2 separate regions of the Homo sapiens genome follow, and region 2 is linked to region 1. Evidence: chromatin loops called from intact Hi-C (ENCODE). Cell type or tissue: Panc1. All regions are shown on one strand. Each heading gives the region's core, and the rest is flanking DNA. Links, peaks and the distances in the headings are about the cores only. Region 1 overlaps MYO5C (myosin VC). Region 2 has its middle 55 kb from the start of ONECUT1.

Region 1 (10,636 bases), core at 1,553-9,552:
AAGTAATTCTCCTTCCTCTCCTCCAGCTTTCACCTCAGCGTCCATCCCATCCTGCCTGCAGTGTCCAGACCTCCCAGAATGAGTCAATTCCCCAAGTGGGAAAGCAGGGAGAGAGGTGACGAGAGGCCTGGGGGAGAGTGTGGTGTGTCTGAAGTGGCAGATCCCCCTCTGTTGCCTTGCTCAGTTACCTCAGAGAAGCTGGGCTTCTGCCCTTTTTTCCCCAAACCCCCATAGATTAAAAATGTGATTTCTACCCAACAAATGCCATCACACTGAGCCCTCTCCCGTGAAGCTTCTTATTAAGGTAGCATTTTGGAGGAGGAATTAAAATTGATTGACTGAAAATCCTTTGGAAAGGCTTCTAAGAATATTTGTAGAAAATTCCCAGTCCTATAATTATTGGTCCTAGATTTGGGATCCATCTCCACCCATTTGTATCAGGAACTTGAAATGTTGGACACGTTAAATTTGGACAAAGCCATCTGACTTTTTGAAAAGCTGCCGCCCCTTTGCATTTTTTTCCCATAGCAGCACCTGCAGCTGAATTGTTTTTGACTCAGAAGGTTTCATTCTTTCTTAGAAGGAAGGAAACCAAATGCCACTGCCAGTCCCTTCCCTTATAAGGTCAGGCACGTCAAAGCCAGCTCTGTGTTACTGTGATATTGGTCAGCAGGGGGTGTGGGTAGAGCGCAGGGAGGGGCAGGACTGTTTCCATGGCTTCCTACACTGTGTCCTGAGGCTTTTTAGTGCAATCATGTAGATTTCCTGGTGGGCTGGAATGGTGCCGGCAGGGGAGCCTGCCTTGGGAGTTCTCCTGCCTGAGAGAGGAGCTGGGAGTCACATCCTTGCCTGAGGACAGGAGCCCTTTGTCCACACTGGCTGAAGGGAAATGGGAGCACCTCTTCCCTTTTTTCATCTGCTGACCAGCGGGGCAGCTCTCATGCCCTGGCTTGGGGGAGAAGCAAGATTTCACTTTGTGTATTCAGGAAAAGTCCCACCCCAGCCCTCGTGTCAGCTGAGGCACTAGCTCAGCCATGGGACTCCCACCAGCTTCTGCCTGGCAGCAACACCTGGGTACCTCCTGGACCAACCATCCAGGCAAACCCCTGGCCACACGAGGTGGGGCAGGGTGAGTGCACACTCTGACAAGTGGCCCAGGATGGTTCAAAGGGAAGAGAGAGGGCTGCATCCACATCCACAGGAACAGGGCAGGGTCTAGAGAGGGTGGCCTCTATGGCCTTAGTCACCGCTGACATTCTTTGGTTAAAATGAAAAATCAGCGTGGGACGCAGCCCTGGACTCCCTGGCATTGCTGCAGGGGTGGTCTGCCAAGGGCCAGGTGCAGGACCCGTGCTGCTGTAGCCCCCTTGCTCTACTCCCAGGTCTATCTCCACCTCCTGAGGCTGGGCGTCCTTGTGCCAGCTACTACTCAGCTCTTGCACAGGCCTGAGTGTGGGCACGGGGGCCTTGGCCGGGTGGGATTGTGTGTCTTTGGATGGCTGGGCCACCTGACGGGGCTTGTGCTTGTTTTTGAAGGAGGATGACAGTCACCTGAAGGTGTTCTGTGAGCTCCTGGGCCTGGAGAGTGGCAGAGTTGCTCAGTGGCTGTGCAATCGCAAAATCGTCACAAGCTCTGAGACGGTGGTAAAACCCATGACCAGGCCTCAGGCTGTCAACGCCAGGGATGCACTGGCCAAAAAGATCTATGCTCACCTGTTCGACTTCATTGTGGAGAGAATTAACCAAGCGTTGCAGTTTTCAGGCAAGCAGCACACTTTTATTGGTGTTTTGGACATTTATGGGTAAGATTCTCTTCAGTGAGCCTGTCTTTCCTCCTTTAAATGTTGAGAGCCGCATGGTTTTTAGATCATTTTGTTCTGGTTCTTTTGTATTTCACATGATTAGAAAGATAACATTCTCTGCTTTTGCCCCTATAGATGCTAAGTACACTCTCCTGGGCTATGGTGCCATTTATTCAAAGTGCATTAAAGAGATGCTGAATTAGGAATGACCAATGTCAAGAGCTTACTGTGTGCCAGCTCTGAGGCTGCTTGGCTTCCATGGGCTTTCTCACTTAATTTCTTAAACAACCTTATAACTATCCCCGTTGTAGAGCTGCAACAACCAAGGCTTAGAAAGACTCAATAACTTCGTCACAATTGCTCCGCTGGTGGGAGAACCCAGCACAGTTGTGAGGCTCCTGCTTTTGCTTTTCCCACCAAAGGCCCCTGAGGTGTGGAGCCCCAAGGTCCCTTCCCATTCGAATCACAGGGGATGACAAGTCACCTAGGCTTGCACCTTGCCCAAGCCCAGCGGCCAGAGGTGGACTGAACCCAGGTCTCTGATCAACCACCCCCCTACCCCAATCCTTTTCCGTTCTTGGGTGAGAAGGTCTTGGATTTTCCCCAGCCCTCCTCCAGGAGGTCTTACCCTTCATCCCACCCTGGAGTTGGGTTCTTTTTCATTCTCTCTGCCTGGTCCTCCTTTTCTAAACCCCGGGCTCAGCTCGTGCTGAAACAGCTATGGAGTAACCAGAGTGGAAGCTGGCATGGAGGGCTCTGTGGAGATTGTTATCCTTCAGGCTTTTCTAGCAGCTGGCCCCAGTGCCCAGCCCTTGCCCCTCTCCTGGGACCCACCCTGGTTTCTTAACAGGAGAAGGGGAAGATTGACCCATGAAAGGCATCCTGGAGTGTTCCACCTGGATTGGGGGATCTTCCCCACACCATGGCAAAAAGCAGCTCAACCCCATTCCCCATGCAAAGGGGAGAGCTGAGCTCTGGCCTTCACGGCCCTGCTGCTGCCTCCTGGGGAGGAGGGGGACAGGGCCACACCACGCTGTTGGACTTGCACCCAGGTGGAGAGGCAGCTTTTCCCATAGCTGTCAAATGGGAGACAGTCAAGGGAGCTGCTTTGTTTAATTTAGATCCTAAGTTAATACATATGGCTCCCAATTAATAGTACGTGTCAACAGTTATAAAATGCTTAATACATTACTGGGATAGCCTAGTCAATTATTTACCTTGTCTTCTTCCCAGAAAGTGTTTGAGCAGCCAGTTAAAAGCTTAAGTGAACTTTTAAAAATGGATAGTCCTCATTAAAAATAGTCCTGTTTCATTGTGGTGGAAATACGTAATTATTCTGTTATTCCCTGTTCTTTTGGGTGTTTTTAAGATGTATTTTTAAATGACAGTCCTTTATTTTAACAGTATATTATTTCTTTCTTTTTTTTCTTTTTTTTTTTTTTGAGACGGAGTCTTGCTCTGTTGCCCAGGCTGGAGTGCAGTGGCACCATCTCGGCTCACTGCAACCTCTGCCTCCCAGGTTCAAGCGATTCTCCTGTCTCAGCCTCCTGGGTAGCTGGGACTACAGGCACCTGCCACTACGCCCGGCTGATTTTTTTTATTTTTAGTAGAGACTGGGTTTCACCGTATTAGCCAGGATGGTCTCGATCTCCTGACCTTGTGATCTGTCCATCTCGGCCTCCCAAAGTGCTGGGATTACAGGCGTGAGCCACTGCACCCAGCCATTATTTCATATTTTTATCTAACAGATGTTTATGTCCCAGGCACTGTGTTGGAGGCAGTGGTTGAACAGCATAGATGTACGGCTCCTGCCACCGTGGGACTGAGACTGGTGAGGGCAGCAGGCCGGCAGTAGAGGTTAGGATGAGTCCTGGGAAGGGAGGAAGGTGTGCTGGAGGTTAGCAGAGGGTGGGGACAGAGCAAGGGCAGCCATGTGCAAGGAGTAGTGAGCTGGACGGTGGCCCCCAGGCAGGATCCAGAACCACTGTAATAAGGAATTTGAATTTTTCAGCTATGTGGAAAAACCTGAGACAAGAGTATTTATAAATACACAAAGACTTGTTAGAGTAAATTATTTTAAGATTCCTCTCAAAAATTCTAACAATAGCCTGTTTGCTGCCACCCTTGAGTTCATGATACGCCTCCAAAAAAATCAGCTTTCCTCTAGGCAGCAGGGCTGCAGCCTGGGGCCAAGCCTTTCCCGCCCCCTCCAGCAGCCTCGCTTCTAGGCTAACCCTCGCCTAGGCATACCTGCAACTTTTGAGAAAGCTCTTTTTGACTTGGAAATAAGGAAGCCTCAAAGGAAGACTTAGCATCTTTGAAAGCCAGTAAAGCTGAAGCTGTGAGCTTCAAGGTCTAAGCTGAGAGTGAATGAAGGCTGGTGACTCCCCAGCCTGTCGTGTATTTATGTTCTTTGGACCCAGAGTTGGAAAAACCTGGGTCTGGGGGTCAGACCCCTGGGAATGAGCTCCGTAGCATACCAGTTACGTGACCTCAAGAAAGTCACAGAACCTCTCCAAGCCTTAGTTTCTGCATCTACAAGATGGGGCCTCTCTTGCAGGGTGATTTTGAACATATGATGGAAGAAATTATGCAGGTACCTTGAAAACCATAAGCATGGTTCCAGTGTGAAGTGTTTTCATAGCCAATGTGCCTCTAGCATTTTAAGTCACAGATCTAGGTCTTTCCATGGGTCCTAAACTTCAGATTTTTGTGCCCCAAAATAATGCATTGATGTTTGACATTTTGCCAGGTTCTAGAAAGCCCTGCCCTTGGCCCCAGCTGTGAGCTGCAGAGCTCAGTGAGACCCTTTTTAATCTTCCCCCAGGCCCAGCCCTGGCCTTGCTTCCATGAGCAGACCAGCCTCCGAATCTCTGAGCCACCAAGGCTGCGTGTGGAATGGGGCTGTCAGAGCTGCTATGAATCACCCTGGAGCTGTCTAGAGGACAGTCCAGGTTCTTACCCTGCCCAGGAATTCCAGATTGAGCCAAACCAGCTCAGTCAAGTGAGACTCCCAGGGGACCTGTGATAGGAGCCGGCAGGAACCTCTCAGGATTAGAGCGATTAAGAACAAAGCTTTGGAGGCACCAAGCACTGGGGTCGAATTGCATTTCTGGCACCACTTGCTGGCTGTTGGTCCTCACCATGGTCACTCCTTCTCTGACCCTCGTGTGTGACAGTGGAGTCACAGGAGCCCTTCACATAGGGCTGTGTTAGGGTTATAGGAGGTGACGTGCATAAATGCTGACACCTTAAAAGTGCTCAGCAAGCTGCCTTCCAGCAGGAGCTCATCTGGCCAGGTGGTAAATTTGGTGCCTCTGTTTTGTTCGGCCCACGTTTTGCAGAGTGGGATTATTCACTTAAAAGTCCCAGTTTTCTGACTTTTCTTAAGAATCAATTAATCTAACATCCTGGGCCGCATTCATCCATGGCTACATCCGGCAGGAGCTGAGTAGCAGCTGCCTCCCCAAGGGCTCCTCTCAGTTCTTGAGCTTGCAACTCCAAGGCAACTGCAGAGGCAGCTGATGAAAGTCTGAATATGGAAGCCAGCCATGTCTGTCTCGTCCCTGATGGGGTGTGCTGGGCTGTAGGATATGAAATGACTTTGCCCTTTTCCTCTAGGAGCTATGAAAGCACCCCTTAGGGAGGCAAAATTGTGCTGCAGTTGTGCTGCTCCTCCCCTCAACAGACAAGGAGAGAATAGGAAACCACATTGCCTTCTCATTGGAGGCACAGGCATCACAGTCAGGCAGCTTCGCAGCTAAGTTCTGACACAAGCTGTGTGACCTTTGGCAAGTTTCTTAACCTCTCGGGCTTATTTTCTGACCTATAAAGTCAGAATAATAATTGCCAATATCACTGTTGTTGTGCGGACTACACCATATGGTGACATGCTTATTTTAATGCCTGGCTTGAGGTAGGTGTTTTATACCTACCAGATTTCTTCCGGGGGACAACCAGGAAAAGGGTTATTTATAAACTGACTACTAGGATATCATTAAAACCAGAAGCTTTGAGGGGTATTTAAAACTTGTAGAAGACATAGCAAACGTTTAAGCTTTTAAGTGTCAAAAAATATCTATAAACAAATGCATATGTCTTGCTTCAGGTTATATTTTAACTTGTTTAAATTGTATTTCAGTTTTGAAACCTTTGATGTGAACAGCTTTGAACAATTTTGCATCAATTACGCTAATGAAAAACTGCAACAACAGTTTAACATGGTAGGTGACCTTTCTGCCTTCTTGACTAGTTCTCAGCCGCGCGCGCGCGCGTGTGTGTGTGTGTGTGTGTGTGTGTTCGTGGAAAGAGGCATTCTTCTTTCTTGAGGTTGCAAATTTTTATGCAAGGAGCCTCACGCTGGGTCACTGCACCACCTTGTGGCCAAATCTTGAAATCACACCCTCTCATCTATTTCATCTTTTTTGAATCACCTGCCAATGTGTGAGCCTCACTGCCCTTCTTGGATACAGACCCTCTGTGCAGCCAGACAAAACTATTTAGTTGGTTGCCTGAGGCCTCCACTTTCTTTCGAGCCTCTCTGTCTTTGCACTTGCTGCTTTCTCTGCCTTAACCCACGTGCTCCTGTTATTTCCCCATTGCTTTATCTTCACGTGGCCAACTCCAGCTTGTGTTTTGAGATCCAGCTTCCCTGAGAGCCTCCTGCGATACCTCCTGGCCTCTTCCTATGTGCTTCCTTATCGCAGGCCTGTCACATGGAATTATCATCATTTGCATGCAAGTTTCCAAATAGACTTGGTCACCTGGAGAGGCCAGGACTGGCATTCTTTGTCTCTCTCAGCCCAGTGCTTATCTCGGCACATGCAGCACTAAACAGCAGATGGCCAATGGATTATGGGAATGAGTTTCTCCAACCTTAATTTAGAACAAGACATATATGGTACCTTCCTAACTAACAATAAGATCAAATGTATCATCCCATGGAAACAGACAGGAGATGGATTCCAATTTTTTTTTTCCACTGGGAAGATTTGTTTATTCAAAAGACGTTTTTGAGTGTATACTGTGTATACCAGGTACCAAGTTAAGTGCTGAGGTAGAAAGATGAATAAAACAATTTAAAAAATGTTGAGTAAATGCTACTTGTGGCTGTTTGGGCATTTATTATTGCTATGTGTATTGAATACAATTTCAACCTCTTAAATCAGTTCCCTAGATGCAAGAACTTTATTGAATTCACTTTTGAATTCCCAACAGTACTGACGCCTTTCTGCTCCTAACAGAAGTCAATGAAATTAAAAGTTGATTGAACATCTTTCTACATTGGCCCTACCATGAAACTACTCTCATATTTTTTTTATAATTGCCTCCTTAACATTTATATTTGGCTCTGTTTCTGAAAAGCCATGAAAGCTAAAATGCTTTACTAACTCACATTTTCCCTTTAGCTTACATTCTAAACTTTGGCTACATGTTTATGGGAAGAATGGTGATTCCAGTTCATAATAGAAATCACACTTTAATACCCTAACAGTTACTCCAAGGAAAGGTTATACCTTTGTTAGTGTCCAGTCTTATGCTCCCTCAGAACCCCTGAGGAAAACATAGCATGACGTCTTGGAGAGTGTGGGCTTTGGCTCAAACTAAATTGGGTTTGAATCTCAGCTCTACCACCTCCCTCTGGGACCTTGGGTTCTCTGAGCCTCTGTTTCCTTGTTTTAAAAATGAGTCATCATTACACATTGTATGTATGTGTCAGAATATCACATGTACCACAAAACTATGTACAACTATTATGTATCAATTTAAAAAGAGTCAATAATAACTGTCTAATATTGTGAGAAGACCTAACATTGAATCCTACTCAGTAGAAGTTTCTTTTTTTTTTTTTGGCCCAGAATTAATTCATGTATAACCATTAAATTTCATTCCATTGTAAATTTCATTTCTTTAGCATTTGCAAGGCTCTCCTGGAAGTTTAACATTAATAACTACAGCTGAGGTTTATTCCAAGTGCATATTCAGTATAACTCACCTGAAGTCAAACTCTCTGTGGCTGCTACCCTGTTCCCTGGCTGCAATGGCGTGCTGCTCCCCAACATGTCCACCTTAACCTCAAAGTGACACTTATACCAGATGTCTTGCCAAAAATCACAAATCAGAGGCTGTAATTCTATTTTTTTTTTTTTGCTTTTGTTCTCCTCTCCTGTTCTTCTTCCTCTTCCACTTCCTCCTCCTTCTCTTCCTTTTTCCTCTTCTCCTTTTTCTGAGTCATCCATCAATGTGTAGATCCTCCCAGGAGGGGTAGTATCTTCAATTGTCAGCACAGAAAGCTTTGGGTAGGACTCTCCTGATCTCCAGTCCCCCTCTTCTGGCTGCCACTGGGCCTTGCACCTGATGCCCCCAGGGAGCTCAGCAGTAGCAAGTGTAGAAGTGCCGGTGCCACCTTCTCCTCTCAGCCCGCTTACCCTCCACGTGACTTTCTGTGGTCAAGTCACGCCATGGACCCCATGTCCTGAGCCTGACATTCATCCTGACCTCTTCGCTCCTCTTCCTCCTCCCTGAGTCCCAGCCATCAAGAGCATCGGGCTGAGTCCTCATTGGTCTCACTGCCTCCGGTTCTTCCCTCCTCTGAGCCATCCTCCAGGTCTCATCATAACCCCTCCGCCCTCCAGCGGGTCCTCACTGCTCCTAGAAAAAGGCCATAGGCCCAGAATTCTCTAAGGAGGGTGTGAAGGTCTCAGGTGATTTGACTGTACCATTCTTTGCCACCACATTGCTGCTGTCCTCCTGTAATTTCTAACCTGCTTGAGGTGCGTTTCTCAAGCACCCATTGAGCTTTCATGTGGTTCCCACTGGGATTCCTCCATAGGAGGGTTTTCTTGATGCCCCACCCCACCCCACCCTACCCCACCTCACCACCTGCCAGCCAAACTTTCTTTCATCCTCCATGGTAAGCCTGAGTACATCCTCTGGGAAGCCTCCCTGATACCCTTACAGCCCAAGTGAGTAGTGCACGAAGATCTCTAAGCAGTGGGCTTCTCCCACCGGCCCCGCAGCTAGCATTCTCAGGTAGCTGGCTCCACCCAGCCAGGCTGCATTAGGCCAAAGAGGCTGGATCTGTCCTTGGATAGCTGCTAGCAGGAAGGGGCTGTAGGACCACACTGAGTACCATGTGGTGCTGGTGGTGACACAGGCTGGCCCAAGCCATGTCCTAGGAGGTAGAGACCCACTCAGACTAGGTGGGAGGATGACAGCTAGACTCGCTTTAGGAACTCGGCGGTATTGATCACGGTATGGGCCTTGTCTATACTTCAGGGTCCTTCTTTTTAAACATAAATATTACAGATCAACCATTTACATTTTCCAAATGCTTACATCCTGCTCTTTGGAAACGTATTTTAATATTCTGTTTTACTTTCTGTATTAACTTTGGATTCCCAGCATGTCTTCAAACTGGAACAAGAAGAATACATGAAGGAAGATATACCTTGGACGCTGATAGATTTTTATGACAATCAACCAGTTATTGACCTGATTGAAGCAAAAATGGGAATTCTGGAGTTACTGGATGAAGAATGTTTGGTAACTTTTAAGAATAATTGTTTTTTTCAGCTTTTAAGTAGTAACAGATGAGCATTTTGCAAAGCAGTTTTTTTGAAGTGTGCTTGTGAAGTCCTGATGTTTATCCAGTTGGTTGGATGGATATTAATGCTGGGACAGCATCCACAGCAGGGACCCCAGAGGGCCCACTGGGCCTTTTGCCCTCAGCCTGTGTAGACCACGCTTGGGGAGCTGCACCACCTCTTTTACCTGACTTCCAGCATGGAGGCTGTCCCAAAGTGTATGTAGAAACATGCATGAAAACAGCAAGTGACTCCACTCAAGTTGTCGGTGACTAATAAGAATTGAGTTTTCTTTTACATCCTGATTCTTGTGAGTCATCAAGAAAAATCAACATCGTATGATTCACCAGAAGAGCTTTCTAGAGTTTTCTTCTTACCATTTCCCTCTGGGAAACTCTGAAGTAGGCCAGCCTGGCAGTGTCTCTCATGGGGCCACAAGAACAAATAATCCCAAAGTGAGGATTAATAAGGTTTCGGGGTTAAAGGATTTTTTTTTTTTTTGAGACGGAGTCTTGCTCTATCACCCAGGCTGGAGTGCAGTGGTGCCATCTCGGCTCACTGCAACCTCCGCTTCCTGAGTTCAAGTGATTCTCCTGTTCCAGCCTCCGGAGTAGCTGGAATTATAGGCGCACACCACCATGCCCAGCTAATTTTTTGTATTTTTGGTAGAGACGGGGTTTCACCATGTTAGCCAGGATGGTCTGGATCTCCTGACCTCGTGATCCGCCTGCCTCGGCCTCCCAAAGTGCTGGGATTACAGGCATGAGCCACTGCGCCCGGCCAATTTTTGTATTTTTAGTAGAGATGGGGTTTCCATCTCAAAAAAAAAAAAATCACATGTATCAAGATCAAATTTCGCAACTAGCTTAGTACAAGGAGGTATGCCCTTATTTCAAGGAGTGAGTTAATTAGGAAGTAAAATAAGAAAAACTATTTTCCTGAGGCAGGGGAAGGGGAGGACTCTCTATTCAGGTGCCAGTCTTTTCCCATTCACCCGTGAATAAAGGTCATGTTCGTGTAATGGAACCCACACTATTTTTTCCTGAACCTTTAGATTTCTTTGGGAAGAAATAAAATACTGCCTATTTTATAGAAATAAAATTCTTCATTCTAAAGTCATTGTGTGACCATTTCTTTTTAAAGTTTTGTTCTTCTAAAGAGACTTTGATGTATCCATTAAAATATCACATCAAATACCCCACAAATATATATAATTGTTATTTGTCAATTAATAATAATTTTTAAAGT
Region 2 (12,840 bases), core at 2,047-10,046, 480 kb before region 1:
TTTTAATGGGGTGGTAATGGGCATGTGATTGGTTGCCAGGGAAGGAGTAGAGATGTCCTATACTTGTGGGTTAGGGTAGGGGGATACCAGAGGAAGACACGAAGGAGGCTTTGGGTTGGGGAGAAGGGCAGCAATGAGATGTGGCTGTAGTCCAGGAATAGTCAGGGAAGCAGATAATTTGGTTAAAATATCTCGGCCTAATAAGGGAACTCGGCAGGTGGGGATAACTAAAAAAGAGTGCATAAAAGAGTATTGTCTAAGTTGGCACCAGAGTTGGGGAGTTTTAAGAGGTTTAGAAGCCTGGCTGTCAATACCCAGAACAGTTATGGAGACAAGGGAAACAGGCCCTTGAAAAGAAGGTAATGTGGAGTGGGTAGCCTCTGTATTGATCAAGAAGGGGATGGACTTACCCTCCACTGTGAGAGTTACTTAAAGTTCGGTGTCCGTGATGGTCTACAGGGCTTCTGAGGCGATCGGGCAGTGTCAGTCTTCAGGCGCTAAGCCGAGAAGGAGTCAGTCAGAGAGCCCTGGGCCAGAGTTCCAGGGGCTCTGGGAGTGGCCACCAGGTGAGTTGAACAGTCTGATTTCCAGTGGGGTCCCGCACAGACGGGACACGGCTTAGGAGGAATCCTGGGCTGCAGGCATTCCTTGGCCTGGTGGTCAGATTTCTGGCACTTGTAGCAAGCTCCTGGGGGAGGAGGTTCTGGAGGAACACCTGGCCACTGCGGTTCAGGTGTTTGGAAGTTCTTGTGTGCTGGAGATGTGTCTGGGGTTTGTCTCACAGTGGAGGCAAGGAATTGCAACTTTTTTCTATTATTGTACACCTTGAAGGCGAGTGAATTAAATCCTGTTGTGGGGTTTGAGGGCCAGAAGGAGTTTTATTTAATGTCGGGAGCAGATTGGGTAATAAAATGTATATTGAGAATAAGACGGCCTTTTGACCTTTTAGGGTGTAGGGCTGTAAAGCGTCTCAGGGTTGCTGACGAATGAGCCATGAACTGGGCTGGGTTTTTTATATTTGATGAAAAAGAGTCTAAACGCTAACTGATTTGGGAGAGGTCGGATAAAGAAAAAGGAGTATTAACCTTGACTATGCCTTTAGCTTCAGCCACCTTTTTAAGAAGAAATTGCTGGGCAGGTGGGGGAGGACTACTCATGGAATGAAACTGTAAACCGGACCAGGTGTGAGGAGGGGAGGTGATAAAAGGATTATAGGGTGGAGGAGTGGAGGCTGAGGAAGAATTGGGACCTAGCTCCGCCTGGCGAGGAGCAGCCTGGGGAGGTGGGGAGAGGTCAGATGGGTCTGTAGAAAAGGAAGATTAGAAAGACTCAGCGACGCTTGGGGTTGGGACTGAGGGGATAGGCGGGAGGGAAAGAAGGAAGATTTGGGATGAGTTGCATTGGGCACAGAGACTAGGAAGGGACCGATGTGTAAAAGAATGCCTGGACGTCAGGCACCTCAGACCATTTGCCAATTTTATGACAAGAATTATTTAGATCTTGCAGGATGGAAAAATTGAAAGTGCCGTTTTCTGGCTATTTGGAACTACTGTCAAGTTTGTATTGGGGTCAAGCGGCAATGCAGAAGAAAAGACGCTTAGATTTTAGGTCAGGTGAGAGTTGAAGAGGTTTTAAGTTCTTAAGAACACAGGCTAAGAGAGAAGAAGGAGGAATGGAGGGTGGAAGGTTGCCCATAGTGAAAGAAGCAAGCCCAGAGAAAAGAGAGAGTAGAGACATGGAGGGAAGGGGTTCGGGGGTTCTTACCCTCCAGAAAAGTGGGAAAGTGGTCGGGGCACAGAGATACGAGACCGGGGTGTGGAAATAAGGGATCGGGGCACAGAGATATAAGAGGTTGGGGCGCGGAAATAAGGGATCGGGGTGCAGAGATATAAGAGGTCGGGGTGTGGAAATAAGCAATCGAGGGGCAGAGATACAAGGTTGGCATACTTGCCCCTCCCCCAGAAAAATGGGACTTGCCGCTAAAGGTGAAGGAGAAGGGGTTGGGGGTTTCTTGCCCCCCAGAAAGGCAGAGAAGGGGTAGAGACACGGAGAGAAGGTTGGGGTACTTGCCCCTCCCCTTGAAAAGCGGGACTTGCCGCTAAGGGTGAAAGACCAAGGCAGGCGTCCCTGCATGGTCTGACACCTCTGAAACCTGGATTAATAATCAGAGAGGCGTCCCTGCAATGATTAAACACCAAGGGAAGGCTGCCTTGCCTGGTCTGTGACCGGTGCCAGAGTTTTGGGTCCACGGATAAAACCTGTCTCCTTTGTCTCTACCAGAAAATGAAAGGAATTGAAATTAAGAGAAGGGAGAGATTGAAGTGTGGCACCAAGATTGAAAGGAGAAAGAGGTTGAGGGATAGTGAGGGAGGTTGGAGAAGAGAGTAAAAAGAGGCCGCTTACCGGATTTGAAATTGGTGAGATGTTTCTTGGGCTGGTCGATCTGAGGACCTGAGGTTGTAGGTGGATCTTTCTCACGGAGCAAAGAGCAGGAGGACAGGGGATTGATCTCCCAAGGGAGGTCCCCTGATCCGAGTCATGGCACCAAATTTCACTTGCGTCAGCATGAAGAGACCACCAAACAGGTTTTGTGTGAGCAACATGGCTGTTTATTTCACCTGGGTGCAGGCGGGCTGAGTCCGAAGAGAGAGTCAGCGAAGGGAGATGGGGTGGGGCCATTTTATAGGATTTGGGTAGGTAAAGGAAAATTACAGTCAAAGGGGGGTTGTTCTCTGGTGGGCAGAGTGGGGGTCACAAGGTACTCAGTTGGGGAGCTTTTGAGCCAGGATGAGCCAGGAGAAGGAATTTCACAAGACAATGTCATCAGTTAAGGCAGGAACAGGCCATTTTCACTTCTTTTGTGGAGGAATGTCATCAGTTAAGGCAGGAACTGGCGATCTGGATGTGTACATGCAGGTACGTGCAGGTACGTGCAGGTCACAGGGGATATGATGGCTTAGCTTGGGCTCAGAGGCCTGACAAAAATGTCACAAACCTGCTGTTCTTACTGAGATTCAGGCTGTTTTTCTTAAACATTCCTTCAATTGTTGCAAGCCTTTGGATAATTTCCAGAGTTCTGAAAAAGTTGACTTTGACCATTTTTGCCATTGTTCTCATCGCCTTTGTAGAGGAGATGCTTTTCAGAGCTTCTTCTCTGCCATTCCTCCCTGCCCAAGGATGAAAGCACCAAGCTGATGTTCACATGCCCTCTCAGCAAGGAAGCCAGCAGCCATACATGTTAGTGGTTCAGAAAGCTTCAGAACTCAAAATCATTTTTTTTGAAACAGAGCCTTGTTCTGTCACCCCAGGCTGGAGTGCAGTGGCGTAATCTCAGCTCACTGCAAGCTCTGCCTCCTGGGTTCAACCAATTCTCCTGCCTCAGCCTTCTGAGTAGCTGGGATTACAGGCGTGCACCACCACACTCAGCTAATTTGTATATTTTTAGTAGAGACGGGGGTTCACTATATTGGCCAGGCTGGCCTCAAACTCCTAACCACAAGTGATCCGCCCACCTTGGCCTCCCAGAGTGCTGGGATTACAGGCATAAGCCACCGCACCCACTCTCAAAGTTTTTTTTTAAACCTTTGTAACTTCTTCATAATTGTTACTTTTGTCATGCCAAGTCTATTTCTCCACAGGGTAAAATGCCAAGGTCCTGAGGTCCTGGGTTGGGTACTTGTGATAATTGGGTAGTAACTGAGTCACTGTGCTCAGGGAAGATGATTTCATGTGCCCTTTTCTGAGTTCACACACTGAGAATAACATGGTGTGCTCTGTGAGGTTCCTGAGAAAGCTGATATATATATATCAAGTTATACAGTGTAAATTAGCACAATTTGTATTTGTCAATTATACCTCCAGAAAGCTGTTTTTTAAAAATTATGGGGCATGTCAAAGGGCACAGAAGCTAGCTTGAAAGAGCTCCCAAAGCCTAAGCTTGGATAATTTGAACAACAAAATAAATAATGATAGTACTGGATTATAGTCCACAGAATAAAATATGCATGAGTCCATACTGAGCTAATTATATAATTGAATAGATACATAAATGGGGGAAAGGGACAGTTCTTCCTTATAGTAGAATTCCTATTTTAAAATGTAGGAGAGATGAAAAGATGAAAATAGGTAATCACAACTATGCAAACGAATACCGCATTAATAATTGCTGCAGGCAAGAACCATCTAGAAATTCTAAAGTCAATAGGTAAAGTATGGTAAGATATAGGATATTTGCATAATCTCAAAGCATTTTCCTGCAATACTTATTAATTGTGAAGGAAAAATAGCAATTTAACCAGGAGGAACTTGACAGTTCCCCCCTTCTTAACCAAGAGATGAAAGTTAGCATCACTACTAATAAATAAGACGTATCAACATCATGCATCCCCTCATATGATGCACTAAGAACATGGCAGTATTCTCGACAAAGACAGATTACCTCAACCTAATCATGAGAAAATAGCGGACAAACTGAGGGACATTTTACAAGATAATTGACCATTACTCTTCAAAAATGTGAAGGTCGTCGGGTGCAGTGGCTCACACCTGTAATCCTGTAATCCCAGCACTTTGGGAGGCCGAGACAGGCAGATGGCTTGAACCCAGGAGTTCAAAACCAGCCTGGGCAACATAAAAAAAAAAAACCTATATATGTAGTGGGGATAGGGTTTTATATATATTGTATATATATACACTATGTATATACTATATATATATACACACTATATATACTATATATAGTGGGGACAGGGTTTTATATGTAATATATATATGTATATATATATATATATATATATATATATATTAGCCAGGTGTGTTAGTCCATTCTCACACTGCTGTAAAGATAGTACCCGAGACTGAGTAATTTATAAACAAAGGAGGTTTAATTGACTCACAGTTCCCCAATGCTAGGGAGGCCTCAGGAAACTTACAATCATGGCAGAACGGGAAGCAAACACATCTTACATGGTGGCAGGCAGGGGAGAGCCAGCAAGGGAAAACTGCCTTATAAAACCATCAGATCTTGTAAGAACTCACTCACTATCCCGAGAACAGCATGGGGGAAACCATCCCCGTGATCCAATCACCTCCCACCCGGTCCCTCTCTCAACACTTGGGGATTATGGGGATTACAATTTGAGATGAGATTTGGGTGGGGACACAGAACCAAACCATATCACTAGGTGTGGTGGCACGCACCTGTGGTCCCAGCTACTCACGAGGCTGAGGTGGGAGGAGTTCCTGACCCCAGGAGGTCGAGGCTGCAGTGAGCCCTGATGGTCGCGCCACTGCACTCCAGCCTGGGTGACCCTGTCTCAAAAATAAAAATAAAAAATAAAAAAAATAAAGTGTGAAGGTCAAGAAAGATGGAGGAGCTATCACAGATTAGAGGAGTCCAGGAGACAAGACAAATAAATATAATAGAAGATAATGAATCATTGGATCCTGGACAAGAAAAAGAGCATTAGTGAGAAAGCTGGCAAACTTCAAATTATATCTGTGGAGTAATTAACGGTATTGTACAAATGTCCATTTCCTGGTTTCAATTATTGTCCTGCAGTTACTCTTAGGAATGTTAATATTAGGGAACCCTGAGTAAAGGCCAAGCAGAACTTCTTGTACCATTTGTACAACTTTTCTGTAAATCTAAAACTATTTCAACATAAAAAGTTTTAACACTCATTAAACAACTATGTCAAAATTCGTTTTTCCCTGAAAGCACAGTTGTGAACTCTTTCTTTGCTGATAGGTTGCTAACAAAATTATGTGAAAAGCCGCAATCCAGTCATTTGTAACACAGGCACCTTGGGCCTTAACCTTTTCCAGACCACAGCTCTTTAGTAATATACATTTTGGCCAGTAGGTGGCAGCACTTGACCAGTTTACCATCAGCAAAACCCAGGGGAAAAGGGAGCATAAAGAGAGGGAGGTAAAACAATGAGATATCCAGAACACAGGAGCAGAAGGTGACAAAGTCATTATTTGATGGACAGTCACTATAGGGAGATGCCATTTTTATGGGGATTTACATGATGAGGCAGGGAGGAATGAACTTGTAAACAGTGATGTAAGGCTTGGAGGCAAAATTACCTGCCCCTACCCCATCCCCACCCTATCCCCTACGCTTTCCCCTAGCCTGGGGCATCAGGAAGGAGCCCTAAGCATTACTTCTGGGTAATCACTGGGTGATTAATACCACACTGGTGAAAGAAGAATAAAGGGTGACTTGCAAATGTTTCACACTTTCAAAAAAATGAATTACAAAGAAATTATAAATTATATGCTAGTATAGGAAGTTCCATCATTTAAAACATATTTTAAAAATAAAACTATAGCCAAATTATGTATTTGTGTACATATCTATGTATGTATTTGGAGACGATCTTGCTCTGTCACCCAGGCTGGAATGCAGTGGTGTGATCACAGCTCTCTGCAACCTCAAACTACTGAGCACAAGCAATCCTCCTGCCTAAGCCTCCCAGGTAGCTAGGAATACAGGTGTGTGCCACCATGCCCAGCCTCCAAATTTATAATTTTTTGTTGCGGGCCTGGGAGGAGCTCCACTCAATTCTCTTCTGTCTTCTCTCACAAACCCAAAATCTGCTCACCATGTGCAGTTGCCCGAGCCTATACCTGACCACAGTTATCTCAGTTATCTGTTAGTTGCTGAGCCCCGGGGAGGTCAAGAAACTTGTTTTTGTTGTTTTTTTCTGTTTGTTTGTTTGTTTGGTCACCCAGGCTGGAGTGCAGTGGTGTGATCATAGCTCACTGCAACCTTGACCTTCTGGACTCAAGCTATCCTCTCGAGTTAGCTGGGACTACAGGTGTGCACCACCACGCCCAACTGATTTTAAAGTTTTTTGTAGAAATGGTCTCACTAAGTTGCCCAGGCTAGTCTCCAACTCCCAGGCTCAAGGGATCTCCCACCTTGGCCTCCTAAAGTGCTGGATTACAAGCATAAGCCACCGTGCCTGCCAAGAGACTTATTTAAAATACCAAGATTAACAAGTACCAGAGCTAGGACTTAAAGCCAAGACGTTGAGTAAGTCTATTCCCCCTTCCACAGTGCAGAAACCCATTCCAAACTCATGTCTTTTATCTGTGAAGGACAGGCTCAAAGGTGACAAGGATCTGAGTTGCATTTCAGCAGCAGATACCAAGGATTCCCTGATAAAGCTGAGTTTGCCAATTAGGCTGAACCCTCCCAGCCATGACTAAGACATATGAAATATTAATATGTATTTCAATAATGTTTCATATTCTGATTTTCCTAGGCGGGGAACTTCTGGTCCTCATTTCTCTACCCCACCTAACTAACCTTTTCTTTTCCCCAGTGGAAGGATAATTGTTGTGAAATGTAAAACCCAAAGTTTCTGACCAGAGCTTCCTGAAGCTTTTCCCAGAGTGACCTCAATCACTAGGCCTCAAACCAAACAAACAAACAAAGAAATCTATTTAAAGATATCCTTTCTACCACTCCTAATCCATAGCCTACTGCTAATGGACAGATGGGCATGGTGGTGCCTGCTCAGAGAGCTCCCCAGTGCTATCAAAATACTCAGTCAACGCTCACTGCCCAGCAGGCTGCACCTCCTCCCAGCCCACTCAGCAGAGCAGCCACTTGGAAGGATGTGTAGGACATGGCCTTCTGAATCAGCCAGAATCCAGCAGGGCTCCCTGGGACCTAGGCTTGAGGGATATTAGGACAGACAGGAATGAGCTTAAAGAGGCAGTTCCAATGGGAGCTGTTCCTGACTCTCAGGTCCAGGCCCAGGTTGGGGGCCACTAAGGGCAGCTGTCTCTATAGGAACCTCAAGGTCTAGTCCAAATCTTCCAGCCCAGGAAGCTGGAGCGCACCGATAATAGTTGGTTCTTCTCACTGGTTCCTCCTGAGAAAGGACTTCTTAGAAAAGAGAGACTCAGGCATGATTGAGGTTTCTATGCTTGGAGGGCCCTGAAGCCTCAAGTGACTTCCCTCTGCCTTCCCACCCAACAGGGAGTCTTTATTGTTCACTTTCATTCATAATATACTGAGACCCAGAGGGCAGGTTGTAGTCCTGGGACATGCTTTTTTTTTTTTTTTTTTTCCTGCTTTGGAACTTCTTGCTACATCTGCAGCTGAATGTGATAGGATCTGGGTAAGAGGGCTTGAATACTGTGATGCAAGAACCCTGGCTTTACATAACACATGTCCTGCTCTGCTGATGGTGCAAAACTTAATACAAGAACTCAACACCCACAAAGAGGTAACTCAAGAATCACAGCCATGTATGGCTGCAAACATTTTGATTTGCTGTAATTTCCTCTCCACACACCCCATCCCAGTTGTCAGTAATGACACTTGCTTCTGAGCAACCAGCACAAAAATGAAAATGTAGCATAGCCATGTTTATCCTGGTCTGGTAACCTTCAAGAACTCAAAGTTCAAGGAGAGGAAAAACACTGTTTTTTTAACTTCAGGGTACATCTTTTGCAAATAAAACTTTTTTTAGAGTCAAAATAACATTTTTACATGTAGCCAAATGGTATGGTTATATTCCTTTCTGCGTAAGGATTTTCTGGGGAAAAAATTAAATAAAATAATTATATTCTTTAATATATAATTCCTAATTAAAACTCAAATTTCCCAAATTGTCCTAAAAATGTCCTTTATACTTGGTTTCTCTAAACTAAGATCCAATACAAGACGATACATTGCACCTGTTTTTTAATGTCCCTATAGTCTCTCAATCTCTAACAGTCTCTTTCTGTCATGCTACTGACTGTTGACATGGCATCAGCTGACCTGCCAAATGCCAGGCCTCCTGGATGTGTCTAATGGCTTCTTAGTGATGTTATACAGCTTTTTCTCTATTCTTTGAATTTTTTGTAACCTGGAAGTTAGATCTAAAATTTGAGATTCAGGTAAACGTTTCTAAACTGACAGAATGCTAAGTGTATCTTATAAATGGAGAAAGTGTCACACGGAAAAGCTGAGTGACATAAATGATCATTATACAAGTTATATAAAGTATCAAACATGTATGAAACTGGTACTTCTCAGTTAGACCACATTTATCTTAATCTCATGAAACACAAAACCTACTTATTTATTCATTATATGAATGGAGTCTACTTAACTCTAACCTTAGAATCAAGTAAGTCACAAACATGAAATGTTTTGTATAGAAATCAGAATGTTACAGGCTTCTACAGGAAACTCCCTTGTGTTCTCTTGGGAAATGGATTTGTCTGTTTTTATTTTTGACTTACAACGCTATCCTGATCTCACTCCTCATTCTGGGCAAGGCCCAACCCCTTCTACTTTCACAACTGCTCTGCCTGGTCTCTACCTGCACCCTAAACCCATAAGGGACAAAAGCAAGAGTAGCAGCAACAAATTCAGGTAGAAGAAGCCTGGATATGTGAAGGTCTACCTTGCTCTCAAAGTTTATAAGCACTTCTCTTGGCAAAACTTAACTTACTCCTAAAATATTTTGCCAGGTTTTATTGAATAAATACTGTTTTATGAGCTTATCTCTTACTAAAGCAAGCCACCTTAAGGTGGCCTTGGCATTTTTTGTTTGTTTGTTGAAGGAAATATTGAGCCTCTCAATCATCCTTAAGCCAGGCCAGCTTCTACCCTCTGTTGTGGTGACCATGGAACACAGGGCAGCTGCTGGGAAGGATGAAATCCCTCTCCAAGTGCTAAGTTACCCTTGGAGCAAAAGCAAGGAGGCAAAAAGAGGGAGGGCTATAAAGGGGTATATATTATACATATGCCTGAATATGTACAGAATATTTCGGGAAGCCCAGATAAGGCTGCTAAGTGTGATTGCTGGGGGATGGGGGTTGGCGAGATGGGGAATAACTGGGGTACTGAGGATACTGGGGAAGAAGAAGACCAATTTTAATGTATACTCTTTTTTTTTTTTTTTCTTTAGAGACAGGGTCTCACTCCACGGTACAGGCTGGAGTACAGTGGTGGAGTCATAGCTCACTTCAGCCTCCTGAGTCGCTGGGACCATAGGCACATGCCACCATGCTGAGCTAATTTTTTTTTTTTTGTAGAGTCAGGGGCCTTGTTTTTTGCCCTGGTCTTGAACTCCTAGCTTCAAGTGATCCTCCTGCCTCAGCCTCCCCAACTGCTGGGATTACAGGCATGAGTCACTGTGCCCAGCTATATACCCTTTTGTACTATTTGAATTTTGTTTTACCGTGTGCACATATGACTTTTTCAATAAGCACAGGTTGTTTTGTTTAATGCATTGATGTATAATGTTACCATTCTTGGGAGGATTACATTTGAACATGACTTCAGCTAAAGGAATCTGTCACTGATAGAATTTCAGGTGGCTGGCCAAGTAGGGTGGCTCACATCTGTAATCCCAGGACTTTGGAAGGACTAGGCGGGAAGATCACTTGAAAGCAGGAGTTCGAGACCACCCTGGGCAATATAGCAAGAGTCTGTCTTTTTTTTTTTTTTTTAAAGGAAAAAAGGAAAAGAATTTCAGGTGGCTGACTCTCTAGCTATTAAGGTAGAGGAGGTAGTTTTTGCTAGAAGAAAGCCCTTCCCAACTCTTCTGAAGTTATGATGACAGCTCAAGACGGAGCCGACCATGTTTCTGGGAGAAATTCTATGGTGGGCTATACTTGTATTTAGGCAGGTCTCCAGCAAGAGAATGTCCTAGTCAAGAAAGTGCGGCTATGGCCTTCACTGTCCCTCGACAAGGTGAAACCTGCTCTCTCCCCCAGCCAGAGGAGAGAGAGGTATTTTTAACCTTGGTGTTGGCTAACGCAGGGTTTCAGGTATTCTCCGGGGTGTACTATGAGACAAGAAAGCCACGATATAACACTTAGACTCATTTGCCCTATCTCAATGTGCTGGTTTTATGCACCTTGGAGAATTGGACCATAAAAGCTGTAATAAGTGAAAACTATTTATTATGCTTCTCCAGTAACCCTTTGGCTATTGTCTTTCTTTTGCTTCTGAAGCAGAAGTGCAGTGCAGCAGTGGGTCGCTAACCTTACCCTCACATCCTTTGGCAAGGGGATAGAAAAATTACCTCCATAGCATTTGCCTTAAGTAGACCAGGAAGAGAAACCAGATTTGGGTCTATTACAAAAGAACTAGAATTACAGGAAGGTTATTTAGGTTCTCTTCAGAAGGTGGCATGCGTTAGTCATTAGATCTAATGGCACGTGCGTGAGACAAACCAAGTCAACAGGAAATGGATCATGCCATCTGTGAGAAGAGGACAAAAGTTGAAGCATGTGTGCTATGCAGAGTCTTTGCAGATTTGGGGAGGGTGGATTTTTCTCTCACCAAAAGAAGGAGTGGAGAGATGTTGATTTCCAGAATTGATTAACAGAAGAGGATGCAGACACTTCACTTAAATAAATATATCCCCACAAGCTACCAGCTGAGCAACTGCTGGGCTAGAAAGTAACTTGAGTTTAGACCCATTTGGAGATAACTGTCCCTTCCATAAAGAGAAAAGAAGGCTAAATTTAAGCAGGTGGTGAGTTTGGTTAAAAAAGAAAGGCAACAGCTTCGGAAACCACCAGCATTCTGATTACAAGGCTATGTGATCCTTTCAGAAACTGGAGCCTATTCAAGAATCTAAATCAAATTCAGTTTAGGTTTTTGGGGTTCAAACTGGTCTAAGAACAATCCTGACCTCCTAGCAGTCTCTCAGTCAATGAAGAATGGGCTTCTCTTGTATCATGGATATAGAATACACCTAGTTGCAAGGCAGGGACAGGGTAATATACAGTTTATAGCTGTCCAGACTCCAAATGCTTGTTGGAACCCCTCAAGAAGCCCTTTGGGGCTGGAAGGGAGGAGGGCTACTTCCAGATTTCTGAGTCACCTCAAAAAAGGTAGCCTTGGAAGCCAACTCCTCTCTGCTGCGGTCTCTGCATTTTACATCTCCATTCTCCTCTTTCTACCCCTTCAGCTTCCTAACTATTCATCGTCCCTCTTCTTCCTGACTGGGATTCATGTATTAGCTTTTTAAAAATGAAACCCCAAGAATCACTTGAACCCGGGAGGCAGAGGTTGCAGTGAGCTGAGATCACGCCACTGCACTCCAGCCTGGCAACAGAGTGAGACTCCACCTCAAAAAAAAAAAAAAGAGAGAAGAGAGAGAGAAAAGAAAGAAATCCTAATATAATAAAATTATTATGACCATGTGGCTATATGACCATTAAATATTTGTTTTGCACTTCATTCCTTTTTATTTCTTCAGCAAAATGAAATGACCCAATTAATTGCAGAACCCTGAAATCTCACTAATTTTTAAAATCAGAATTCATTTACAGACTCTGATCCCTTATTGTAAGTGACTTTATGTAGTTACGGTCTAAAACCTATTACCAAACAGACTTAACTAAACAATCTTGGTTCTTCTGGCCTGCTTTTTAATTGGAAGAGGAATCTGGAAACCATTACAAAATAGACTGCAAATGAGTCACAACAGGTGACTGTATTTTCCTTTCCGGTTTGAGGCAGTGCAAGATAAATTTAGTTTCTATTATTTTTTTTGTTTCTCAGGAAGATCAGAACTTGCTAAATAAATTAGGATTACTGATCTGATCCCTTCAATTTTCATTTCCTTTCAGGGGTGTTTCTGATCAATAATGAAAGGTCTTTTCATTACTCCAGGGCTCCCTGGAATCAGGCCTGAGATGTGATCTTTTTGTTGTTAAAACATGTTTGGACCACTTAATATCCACAGTCAACTCTATGGTTCATGCAGTCTTTTTAATGTAATACTGACAGCGAACAGGTTTCTGGCTCTTGGTTTTTTATTTTATATTCCCTCATTCCAGAAACATGAAATCGGCACACATTGTGTC

The links. A loop is a pair of places that touch in the nucleus more often than their neighbours do. Peaks named below come from ENCODE experiments on the same cell type or tissue, not always from the same donor. Only the 100,000 strongest peaks of a DNase experiment are listed, where the experiment ranks them.
Region 2: a loop joins it to region 1, with 13 times the contacts of the local background. A loop is called at or near these places in 103 of 110 quality-filtered maps.

Annotation. Positions count from the first base shown.
Region 1 is chr15:52,252,028-52,262,663 of GRCh38, reverse strand. It overlaps MYO5C (myosin VC), which reads left to right. Exons shown (of 41, transcript NM_018728.4): 10 at 1,537-1,802; 11 at 5,944-6,025; 12 at 9,207-9,347. Among named protein-coding and RNA genes, the nearest start is that of MIR1266, 20 kb to the left of the region's middle. RefSeq lists enhancers at 1,889-2,464, 4,771-5,347. In Panc1, for the core only: a CTCF peak has its summit at 6,180 (motif pointing left); a DNase peak (open chromatin) is centred at 6,173.
Region 2 is chr15:52,728,699-52,741,538 of GRCh38, reverse strand. No RefSeq gene overlaps it. Among named protein-coding and RNA genes, the nearest start is that of ONECUT1, 55 kb to the left of the region's middle. In Panc1, for the core only: CTCF peaks have their summits at 5,669 and 5,868 (motif pointing right); a DNase peak (open chromatin) is centred at 5,878.